3 separate regions of the Homo sapiens genome follow, and regions 1 and 3 are each linked to region 2. The links are chromatin contacts, found by Hi-C or POLR2A ChIA-PET in ENCODE. All regions are on one chromosome and are shown on one strand. Each heading gives the region's core, a stretch centred on a gene start or an enhancer-like site at or near the end of the contact. The rest is flanking DNA. Distances are from core to core; before and after follow the strand shown.

Region 1 (3,709 bases), core at 93-2,592, 250 kb after region 2:
ATTTTTAAAAATTATAAAACCTAAAAGCTAGAGGAGAAGTCACTAGCAGCCACAAAACAGGAAAAGGGGGGATGCTTAATGCATAAACTCCAAAAACTGGAAAATAAGGAAAGATACTGAAGACTGTGAAATGAAACAGAGAGGGTGCACAGCCTTGCTTTTACTTGTGCCCAAACCCCCGGAAGTTGTACTTCTGAATTGATGAACTGAAACCTCAAAAGAAATTAACTGAGTCATTATCTTTTTCCTTCCAAATGAGGAACTGGGGGAGAAGATACTGGTGGGGAAAAGAGAATGAAATAGGGACTGACCCTACAGAAAAGAAAGCTCCACAGCTCTATGGTCTAAGGAGCCAAGGCTACATTTCCACAAGAAAGGAAAATATCCCTCAAGTAGGTCTTGACACAGGACCATCAACAAAGTTCCAGAAAATGAGCAGGGCTCAATTCTTTAACAAAGAGTGGAAATAACCTAACACAGCTGAGCTTTCTCCTTCTGTTACTATTCTCTTGGTGTGTAAAAGAATGAGTAGAACACAAGGATACTCAGGCACCAACCTATAGCTCTGAGGAGCAAACAAAATTGTCATATATAATGTTTTAAAAAATCAAGAAATAACCCTCTGTACATCAGAGCAAATAGAATGCCTAGACAGAACCACCCAAACTTTAAAAAAAGAAGTATTGATATGGCAGGCAATTATATACATTTTATGTGATAAGGAAGAAAGAGAGAAAAGGAAGGACAAAGAACTAAATAATAATGAAACACCAAGTACCCAAAGGAAAACTGCTTCACACTGTAGAATAACTTACCAAGTACTTGATCTGGCTAAAACAGACTCAGACCGGTTCCAAGATGGCCAAATAGGAACAGCTCTGGTCTGCAGTTCTCAGCGTGATTGACGCAGAAGACGGGTGATTTCTGCATTTCCAACTGAGGTACCTGGTTCATCTCATTGAGACTGGTTGGAAGGTGAGTGCAGCCCATGGAGGGTGAGCTGAAGCAGAGTGGGGCGTTGCCTCACCCGGAAAGTGTAAGGGGTCGGGGGATTTCCCTTTCCTAGCCAAGGGAAGACGTGACAGACTGTACCTGGAAAAATAGGACACTCTCACCCAAATACTGCACTTTTCCAAAGGTCTTAGCAACCGGCAGACAAGGTGATTCTCTACTGTGCCTGGCTCGGCAGTTTCCATGCCCACGGAGCCTTCCCCACTGCTAGCACAGCAGTCTGAGATTGAACTGCGAGGTGGCAGCCTGGCTGGGGAAGGGACGTCTGCGATTGCTGAGGCTTGAGTAGGTAAACAAAGCAGCCAGGAAGCTCAAACTGGGTGGAGCCCACCGCATCTCAGCAAGGCCTAACACCTCTATAGACTCCACCTCTGTGGTCAGGGCATAGCTGAACAAAAGGCAGCAGACAACTTCTACAGACTTAAATGCCCGAGTCTGACAGCTCTGAAGACTGCGATGGTTCTCCCAGGATGGTGTTTGAGCTCTGAGAATGGACAAACTGCCTCCTCAAGTGGGTCCCTGACTCCCGTGTAGCCTAACTGGGAGACACTTCCCAGTAGGGGCCAAGAGATACCTCATATAGGCGGGTGCCCCTCTGGGATGAAGCTTCCAGAGGAAGGATCAGGCCAGCAATATTTTCTGTTCTGCAATATTTGCTGTTCTGCAGCCTCCACTGGTGATACCCAGGCAAACAGGGTCTGGAGTGGACCTCTAGCAAATTCCAACAGACCTGCAGCTGAGGGACCTGACTGTTAGAAGGAAAACTAACAAACAGAAAGGTATAGCATCAACATCAACAAAAAGGACATCCACACCAAAACCTGATCTGTAGGTCCCCAACATCAAAGACCAAAGGTAGATAAAACCACAAAGATGGAGAGAAACCAGAGCAGAAAAGCTGAAAATTCTAAAACCTAGAGTGCCTCTTCTCCTGCAAAGGATCGCAGCTCCTTTCCAGCAATGGAACAAAGCTGGATGGAGAATGACTTTGACGAGTTCACCTAAGTAGGCCTCAGAAGGTCGGTAATAACAAACTTCTCTGAGCTAAAGGAGCAGGTTCGAATCCATCGCAAGGAAGCTAAAAACCTGAAAAAAGGTTAACGAATTGCTAACTAAAATAAACAGTGTAGAGAAGACCTTAAATGACCTGATGGAGCTGAAAACCATGGCACGAGAACTTTGTGATGCATGCACAAGCTTCAAAAGCCGATTCGATCAAGTGGAAGAAAGGGTATCTGTGACTGAAGATCAAATTAATGAAATGAAGTGAGAAGACAAGGTTAGAGAAAAAAGAGTAAAAAGAAATGAACAAAGCCTCCAAGAAATATGGGACTATGTGAAAAGACCAAATCTACGTTTGATTGGTGTACCTGAAAGTGATGGGGAGAATGGAACCAAGTTGGAAAACTCTCTGCGGGATATTAAACAGGAGAACTTCCCCAACCTAGAAAGGCAGGCCAACATTCAAATTCAGGAAATACAGAGAACGCCACAAAGATACTCCTCGAGAAGAGCAACCCCAAGACACATAATTGTCAGATTCACCAAAGTTGAAATGAAGGAAAAAATGTTAAGGGCAGACAGAGAGAAAGGTCGGGTTACCTACAAAGGGAGCCCATCAGACTAACAGCAGACCTCTCAGCAGAAACCCTACAAGCCAAAATAGAGTGGAGGCCAATATTCAACCTTCTTAAAGAAAAGACTTTTCAACCCAGAATTTCATATCCAGCCAAACTAAGCTTCATAAGTGAAGGAGAAATAAAATCCTTTACAGACAAGCAAATGCTGAGAGATTTTGTCACCACCAGGCTTGCCTTACAAGAGCTCCTGAAGGAAGCACTAAACATGGAAAGGAACAACCGGTACCAGCCACTGCAAAAACATGCCAAATTGTAAAGACCATCAATGCTATAAAGAAACTGCATCAATTAATGGGCAAAATAACCAGCAAACATCATAATGACAGGATCAAATTCACACATAACAATATTAACCTTAAATGTAAATGGGATAAATGCCCCAGTTAAAGACACAGACTGGCAAATTGGATAAAGAGTCAAGACACATCAGTATGCTGTATTCAGGAGACCCATCTCATGTGCAGAGATGCATATAGGCTCAAAATAAAGGGATGGAGGAAGATCTACCAAGCAAATGGAAAGCAAAGAAAAAAAGCAGGGGTTGCAATCCTAGTCTCTGATAAAACAGACTTTAAACCAACAAAGATCAAAAGAGACAAAGAAGGCCATTACATAATGGTAAACGGATCAATTCCACAAGAAGAACTAACTATCCTAAATATATATGCACCCAATACAGGAGCACCCAGATTCATAAAGCAAGTCCTTAAAGACCTACAAAGAGACTTAGACTCCCACACAATAATAATGGGAGACTTCAACACCCCACTGTCAATATTAGACAGATCAATGAGGCCGAAGGTTAAAAAGGATATCCAGGAACTGAACTCAGCTCTACACCAAGCAGACTTAATAGATATCTACAGAACTCTCCACCCCAAATCAACAGAATATACATTCTTCTCAGCACCACATCACACTTATTCTAAAATTGACCACATAATTGGAAGTAAAAGACTCCTCAGCAAATGTAAAAGAACAGAAATCACAACAAACTGTCTCTCAGACCACACTGCAATCAAATTAGAACTCAGAATTAAGAAACTCACTCAAAACTG
Region 2 (3,964 bases), core at 271-2,770:
CGTGAACCCAGGAGGCGGAGCTTGCAGTGAGCCAAGATTGCGCCACTGCACTCCAGCCTGGGCAACAGAGGGAGACTCCTCTCAAAAAAAAAAAAAAAAAAAAGAGTAAAGCACCATTCCTCTCCTCCATGAGCTCATATTTGCCAGGCCTATTTTTCTACAAAGTTTATTTTGAGCATCTACAAAATCAGCAAGTGTGCCTCATCTTTCACTAGGCTCATGACTCTTGTGGGTTTTTGTGAACATGCAGTTTCTCAGTCGGCAGGTCTGGCGTGGGCCTGCGGCTTTGCATCAGAAATGTAATGCTGTGGGTCCTGGCTCACTTTGAGGAGCAAAGATCTGCTCTTCAGAGGCAGGTTTGGGTTTTTTGTTTGTCTGTTTGTTTGCGTTTTAGAGATGGAGGTCTCGCTCTGTCACCCAGGCTGAAGGGCAGTGGCATGATCTCAGATCACTGTAGCCTCGACCTCCTGGGCTCAAGCGATCCTCCTGCCTCAGCCTCCTGAGTGGCTGGGGTCACAGACATGTGCCACCACACCTGGCTAACTTTTTAAAAAAATTTTTGTAGAGACAAGTTCTCACTATGTTGGCCAGGCTGGCCTTGAACTCTTGGGCCTAAGTGATCCTCCCACCTTGGCCTCCCAAAGTGTTGGGATTACAGGCTGGAGCCACTGGACCCCGCCCAAAGGCAGTTTCTACTTGGGTCTCTCTAAGTCAGTCCCACCATGTCCTCTCCCATTGGACATACCTGGAGGATGCTTCTAAAGGGACCAATGCCATGAGAAATGACTTTGCTTACTAAATGGCCTTCTGGATTCAGTGCTTCTGAGAAACCATCTTGGACTAGATGGGGCCTCTTGGGAGCCCAGCCATGGGTGCATAGGGGGCTTTCTGAGCCCTTTCTCTAGATTCCACAAGGGTTCCACATGTCACTGCCTTCACTTCACTGTCACAGAAGTGGCTTTATGGTGCTTTGTCTGTGGAAAGTACTTAGCTCTGGAAAACCACACTTGTTCATGTGAAACCTGACTAATGACAGGAACTGGACATGAGCTGGCCATTGAATTTGCTCAGGATGGTAGGATTTTCACCAGGGAGCATCCCAATGGAATCCATTCGTTTTGCTGGGCCAAAGTCAACAGGAAAATGAGAAAATTTTCCCAAATTAGGGCACAGCCCTTTCCCAATGCTGTTGAGGTGACTGCCCACCACTATGTTTAAATGCAACTTCCTTTTTGTTTTTTCAGTTTGCAGTTACTACTGATACTGCTAAATTATAGTTTGTGTACATGCACGTTTTATTCCACATGTGTAGGTGTCAGACATTTCACTAACCCAACATTTGGTGTATCTGCTGGCACATTGAGACTAAGAACTGGGAGGATACACAGTACAGGGGAATGGTTGACGTTAATTCATAGGTTGCTTTGTTTCTGTCTCAGTAAGGAAACAGGCTGCTATAGTAACACATTTTTGGGGTTTTATCTCATGGGGAAAGCAGAAAATTGCCTGTGTGAATAGCTCCACCCAGTAATTATTCACAGAACTTCAGGTATTGAAACTCACCATTTCTGTGGTTTATATTAATGGCTTCTGTAAAGTTAAAAAAAAATTAAAATACATTTCACTTTCACTCTGCCAAAGCAAGCAAACAGCCACAGGAAGGACCAAACTAAGTAGATAATTTATTTCAGATTCTTTAAATAAGGGAAAAGAACATGCAAGTCAAGGCCCTGGAACCTTCAGGAACAAGATTTACCACATTTAAGTGGTACAAATTTAAAGGCACTGGAAATACAAGAGGGAGAAAACAGAGAGGGGCCTGACCTCGGGTAATGTAACAGGGGCAGCATGGAGATAAGAAACAACTTGACAAGTAAGTTAATTACTAAGCTCACGTCCTGATTAGGACTGCGGAGGAAATAACAGGAAATGTACTAAAGAATAAAACAGGACACCACCTTCTTTGGGTAGGGTGGCCAAGACAGACCTCCCTGAGAAAGTGACATTTAAGCTGTGACCGGTAGGAGGAAAAAGAACAAGAGGGCATGTTCTCTTTCTCTAGCAATGTAGTTAATGTCTACAAAAGGGTAGAATAGATAATTTACTACTTCTCTGGCTAAGCCAACTTCCCACCTACTTCTCGGTGCCAGGGAACTAACATTTAAGGGTTTTGTGCAGGAGCTTTCTTAACCTGCAGTGCTGTGAGATGGGTTGATCTTCAGAATAGGAAGGCAGTTCAGGAGGTTAAAGAATTTGGCCAGGGTTGTACAGAGAGTATAACAGGCAGGCTTGGTTGAGAAATGCGCCACATCAGGAAAAGACAAGCACCGACTGCTTTTATATTTCCAAATAATGAATATCAACAGTTTTGACCAGTGTCTACCTTAGACACACTAGCTGGAGGGGAAAATGTAAAACTGAGTTTTAACAGTATCTCAGGCGCAGTGGCTCACGCCTGTAATCCCAGCACTTTGGGAGGCCGAGGGGGGTGGGTCATTTTAGGTCAGGAGCTGAAGACAAGCCTGGCCAACATGGTGGAACCCCATCTCTAATAAAAATACAAAAATTAGCCAGACGTGGTGGCAGTTGCCTGTAATCCAGCTACTTGGAATGCTGAGGCAGGAGAATTGCTTGAACCCAGGAGGCGGCGATTGCAGTGAGCTAAGATTGCGCCACTGCACTCCAGCCTGGGCAACAGAGCAAGACTCTGTCTCAAAAATTAAATAAATAAATAAAAAATAAAATAAAATAAATAAAAAGGTATCTCAGTGCATCAAATACATTTAGCATGACTCAGTGATTTGTAGTCTTGTCTGATTGTTACAGTGTTGGTCTCATCTCTCTCCATCCTATCTATGTCTTAGGCCTAGCAACACTGATGTTGGTGCCTGGGGCAGGTGATAGAGGAAGGAGTTACCTGTGTGTTTGCCTGTTTGTCAGTGGTGGGCAGATTGTCTTGGCTCAGTCTCCTCTTCTGTTGTTTGACCCACAGAAAATGTGCTACCTCTTGGTTGCATAGGTGGGCTTTCCTCTGGGTTCGTGGATTGGTTCTTTGGCTGGTAGTGGTGAAGGAGGGAACTCACTGAAGCACCTGTCCACCCTCACTGCACATGTGAAGTCCGCCCCTCAGTCCATTTCACCACCGTCTCTTTTCACCATCCTTGATGGATGGGTTTTGGAGTGACCATATCATGATGGCCTAGGTCTCAGCTACTTTCTACACTATTTTCTTGATTGACCTACATGGAGAAAGTTTCTATCTTTGTTCCTCCATTGAGTGGTAAGAAGCCAAGCTGTCTTCCCTGACCCCTCAACCTCCCATTCACCCTTTCTGCTCCACTTTCTCCCATACCCTTGCATCATCAGGCTATCTGTCAGTTCAGTGGTTTAGTGCTCAGCTGAGCCAGGACCTGACTAAGATGGGAGGTTGAGGGAAGTGGTGGTGGTGGTGGGGTGGGGTGGGGCAAGTCAGGAGTCACTGATTGCACAGGAAGGGAACTTTCTATTCTTTTCTCTCATTTCCTTAATAAAGACGAGAGAGAAGTCATCATAAAGGTGCTGTTGGTTCACTCCCTCTTAGAAACTCTGTGGCACGGTGTGGCACCTTCTGTTCTTAGCTATGAGCAATCTTTCCAACCTTGCATTGGGTTGGATTGGTGGAGGGAAGGGGGCTCCCCAATCTGTACCTCACATTCTTATGTTCTAGAAAGTAGGTGGCAAAGCCAGGATTTAAATCCAGGCTATGTGGCCCCAAAGCCCATGACCTTTTCTCTACGTAGCGCCATCTCCGCTATGTACTATATTTTAGAGTGGAGCATGCTTTGAAAAAAAATTAAATTTCCAAGCCAAGAAAAAGAGTACAAGGGAGTGTGGGGATGGGGGTGAGGTGGGTGGATATTTTTTAAGTCTTTGCACAAAATTTAGGTAGAAGAAACCAAAAGGGGTGGGTATGAAGGATGTGAAG
Region 3 (4,046 bases), core at 184-2,683, 200 kb after region 2:
GGTGCTTCTGACCAGCCCTGGTGCCATGTACAACACGTCCTGATAAATGAACCAGGCATGAGAGGACTTGCCCTCCTCCTGCCTTGTTGTAACTGCCAGAGTTCTATGTCCACATTGAGTCTTCCCCAGTAACTCATTTTTATAGGAAAAAAGGTCCTAATGGCCTCTGTTCAAAAGTGCAGACTTGGTGCTATGTGAGGTGGACCTTCTGTCTTCCAATTTTGCTTCTAAGAGATCTTTCAAATTAGATCCCATAAAAATGAGACGTGTACACAAATTAGCACTGAGTCTCACATATGGTATTTGTGGGTCTGTATATAATCAGGGTTGTAAAAGAACAATAAATTCAAGCTGTAGCTGAATCACAAATGAAAGTCCTTTAAAATAATGGAAGGTGAGATGTATCAGACTTTGAATGGGTCTTTAAAATACCGCCTGCTCGTTCTGGCTAAGTTCATTTGCATAACAGAGCTCAGCAGCTGGGGAGCCAGCTAATAGAGTTTCATAGTCTTGAAGCTTAGAGCTATGTCCTCAGTTTAGATGATATGGGGAGAGGGTAAGAATCTAAAAATAGAAAAGGCATCTTCTTATCTTCTCAAATGGGTGGAGTTAAACAGACTGAAAATATGAAAAGCATCCCCTTCGGGTTACTGGGTGCTTCTGGTTACACTGATTTCCGCCTTAGAAATTCAGCATTGAACTTAAATGAAAATCTAACACTATGGGGTTTTTTTCCCCTTCAATTTTAAAATTATTCAGAGAAGCACTCCTACAGAGGTTTGTAAAAGGATTGACATGAGCGTCCACATTGTAGTAATATTTTAGTGTTTCTGATCCCAAAGATTGGCTGGTCATTTCTATATTAGTAAGAAGACTGCCGTGTTCAAAGAGAAAGCTTCTTCAAGGGAAAGTCCGTGTGCGTTTTTCTATGGAAAAGTGACATGGGACTACAAGGAAATTGGCAGTGATCGTGTTCCCATACAGGAAACTCAGAATAAATGGGAACGTGAACACCTCCCTTCACGCACTGTCAGGGAGGCGCAGGGTAACCGCCCTCCCCTCTGTGAGAGCTTCATCCCATGGCCATACTTGCTGTCCCCTCCCCACCCCAGCCCATTCCATCTTTTGAGAAACCTGAGCTGTTACTTGGAGGAGCCAAAATCTTTCCTTGTAGTTTCTGCTTGGTAGCTCTAGGGCCTCCCAGAACAAGTTAATTCCTTTTCATTACAATTAAATGAATCCTTCAGATCCCTTAAGATTAGTTTTCTCTTTCTATGAGTTCTCTTTAAGCTGCTCTATTCCTTCAGCCTCTTCTCACATGTCCTAATCGAGCTCCTTCACTTCCTCCCATTTGCCTCCCTCTGAACATGCGGGGACATGTTCCAGGTAGCCTTTATCCCTTCTAAATGTGGAGCCTAGGATCATGTTCTGGGCGCTTGGCACAGTGGAATTATTATCTTCTGGTTGGCAGCAGAGAGACATAGCCCACAGATGGTTGGGGGTAGGGAGGCGGCGGAGGGTACTTGGCCGAGTCATCATCCTCCCCTAGGACTGTTGGTTCCAACATGCAGGAGGAGTCGCTGGATACTCTGGCATGGGGCTCAGATGGTGCAGTAGTGCAGTGGTGCCGTGACTGGCCGCATAGTGCGACTGTGCTGAGGCAAAGCGAAAAGTGATCAGAAGCTGGAATGTCCCTGAAGGATGTGACAACCGAGCCAGAAAGGGGAAGTCGGATGCAGGCTCACTTCCTGCAAGGAGGAGAAAAGAACAGAGCCGCAGGTCCCTGGGGGCAGTAGCACCCCTCAACCCACCTGCCCATTTTTATACATGTGTGTTTTAAATTAACACTGCAACCTGTTTTGCAGGATGCAATTTTTTTTTTTTTTTACTTTTTCTCTCCACTAAGAATTAATCTAAAAACAATTAGTAGGCAAACCAAACATTCCTTTAAAATAAATGGAATTTTAAAAATATCCCAACTCCTTGGTTCTTTTCAGAGTCCTGTAAGTTGCCAGTGCATCAACTCTAAGTAACTTAGGAGCTGATTTTTCTGTCTGTCATTTTTTAAAACCGCTTGATTTTCCCTTCCTCCTGGCTGCTGCCCTGTTTTGATATTTTCAGCATCATTCTGTTTGCCAAAAAGATGGTAAGAAATGAAGCAAAGCACCGCTTCAGTTTTTTTCTTAACCAAATTATTTATTACTGCTGTGATTATTTCTATCATTATCACTGTCATTTACGCTTCAGTCAGTCACAAGAAACTAGAATTGTCTAGCCTAGTGCAACCCGGCTCTCTTCCTTCCTTATAAAAACCAGGGCCGTAGCTTCCTCTCCGGTCCTTTTGTGTATTGAAACTCTTGGATTTCTCACACAACCTGTAAGGGAGCATGTCCGTTCTCAGCAGCACTGTGCCCACCTGTCTGCCTGCCACATGTGTTCTCTCTGACCTGCCACATGACTGACTGGCAAGCTGGACCCTTTTGTTGGCAAATCTTTTCTCTCTAGTGCCCCAGGAACTAGAGCATTTGTTTTTAAAGGAATCTAACTTCTGAGATGAATGTTATCTCCAGTGTTATCTATGAAGGGAAAGAGGAACAAACCATGATCCAAGAACTAGGAGAAAGTTTGTGGAACTAGAAAGAAACCAGGAATAATTGTGGGAAGTTCAAATTTCAGGGTCAAGGTTTTTGAGAAAGGGCTAACTATAAGAACCTTTGTCTGTCTTTTAAGATTTAGGTAAGATAGTGGGAGTAGAGAAATGCAAGAAAACTAGAGAGCCAGGCATGGTGAGGCTCATCTGTAAGCCTAGCTGCTCGGGAAGCTGAGGCAGGAGGATCACTTGAGGCCAGGAGTTCAAGACCAGCCTGGGCAACATGGCAAGACCCCTTGTTCTAAAAAAAAAAAAAATTGTTTTTAATTAGCTGGGAATGGTGTTGTGCACCTGTAGTCTCAGCTACTCAGGATGCTGGGGCAGGAGGATGGCTTGAGCCCAGGGTTTCGATGCTGCAGTGAGCTGTGATCATGCCACTGCACTCCAGCCTGGGTGACCACATGACTTGACCCTTGGTTGCAGGAAAGGGGTTCAAGATGAGGAAAGGACAGACACGAGTGAATGTGCTCAGCACCCTCAGATGGCTCAGTGCCCACAGGTTAATGCTGGTGTTGAGAGTTTTGACTGAGACAGAAAGCTAAAATTCTCTCATCTGGGTTGTGGAACACCCAGGAGGGCCCGCTCCCTAGTTGTAGTCTGGTAATTCGCTTCCGGCCTGTAAGCCTTTCCTGTTTAGCTCCTCCTTTTCTCTTTTCCCAGCATCCCTTCCTCCAAGCAGATCCTTCTTCCTTCTGGGCAGAACGCAAAGCCCTGGGGTTCCCCTGACTCATGCTGACTGTTCTGATGTGTTGGTCATTCACCAGCAGTCTCCTGGAACCCAGGTGTCTTCTATTTTCTTTTTTTTTTTTTTTTTTTTTTTTTTTGAGAGGGAGTCTTGCTCTGTCACCCAGGCTGGAGTGCAGTGGCACGATCTTGGCTCACTGCAAGCTCCGCCTCCCGGGTTCATGCCATTCTCCTGCCTCAGCCTCCCAAGTAGCTGGGACTACAGGCGCCTGCCACCAGGCCCGGCTAATTTTTTGTATTTTTAGTAGAGACGGGGTTTCACCGTGTTAGCCAGGATGGTCTTTATCTCCTGATCTTGTGATCTGCCCGCCTCGGCCTCCCAAAGTGCTGGGATTACAGGCTTGAGCCACCATGCCCGGCCCCAGGTGTCTTCTTAAAATGATGAGGAGGGATGGGATTTCAAGTCATGGCATATAGGCCCATTCCATCATCAAAGGTTATCTGTGTGTGTCACTAGTCACCCTTGCACAAGTTGCTGTCCTCACGGGCCCAGGCGATTCCACCTGCCTGCACTTCCCTCCTCGCTCATGCCCTGGCCAGCAGCTCCTCCTGCATCCTCTCCCACCTGTTGAATTTTCTCACTTTCCTTTCCGACTACAAATGTTTCTCTTCTGAGATCTCTTCCCTTTTACAAAGTACAGATCCATGCTGC

The links. Hi-C counts contacts between places; a loop is a spot of excess contacts on that map. ChIA-PET counts read pairs that join two places held with the same protein, here RNA polymerase II (POLR2A). Pooled maps may share reads with other maps.
Region 1: a pooled map shows a loop between it and region 2 (2.7-fold over the local background). The contact joins two enhancer-like sites. A Hi-C loop is called at or near these places in 2 of 50 pooled maps. POLR2A ChIA-PET finds 5 or more read pairs at or near these places in 3 of 52 experiments (CD4-positive, alpha-beta memory T cell, GM12878 and HCT116).
Region 3: a loop to region 2 is called in a pooled map, with 6 times the contacts of the local background. The contact joins two enhancer-like sites. A Hi-C loop is called at or near these places in 5 of 37 single-sample maps with no recorded cell type and 5 of 50 pooled maps. POLR2A ChIA-PET finds 5 or more read pairs at or near these places in 5 of 52 experiments (BJ, GM10248, GM12878 and 2 more).

Annotation. Positions count from the first base shown.
Region 1 is chr2:37,597,469-37,601,177 of GRCh38, reverse strand. All of the region lies in intron 1 of LINC03063 (long intergenic non-protein coding RNA 3063), which reads right to left. Among named protein-coding and RNA genes, the nearest start is that of LINC03063, 37 kb to the right of the region's middle. RefSeq lists an enhancer at 353-442. Within about 2 kb of position 1,342, at least 5 of the 41 ENCODE cell types and tissues checked have a DNase peak (open chromatin) inside an H3K27ac peak, as active enhancers do.
Region 2 is chr2:37,849,572-37,853,535 of GRCh38, reverse strand. The region is part of intron 2 of PIRAT1 (PU.1 (SPI1) induced regulator of S100A8 and S100A9 alarmin transcription 1); the gene reads left to right. Among named protein-coding and RNA genes, the nearest start is that of PIRAT1, 24 kb to the left of the region's middle. Within about 2 kb of position 1,520, at least 6 of the 41 ENCODE cell types and tissues checked have a DNase peak (open chromatin) inside an H3K27ac peak, as active enhancers do; they include GM12878, where a contact is called at or near this core.
Region 3 is chr2:37,651,603-37,655,648 of GRCh38, reverse strand. The region is part of intron 1 of CDC42EP3 (CDC42 effector protein 3); the gene reads left to right. Among named protein-coding and RNA genes, the nearest start is that of CDC42EP3, 18 kb to the left of the region's middle. RefSeq lists enhancers at 641-700, 1,368-1,577, 3,200-3,389. Within about 2 kb of position 1,433, at least 25 of the 41 ENCODE cell types and tissues checked have a DNase peak (open chromatin) inside an H3K27ac peak, as active enhancers do; they include GM12878, where a contact is called at or near this core.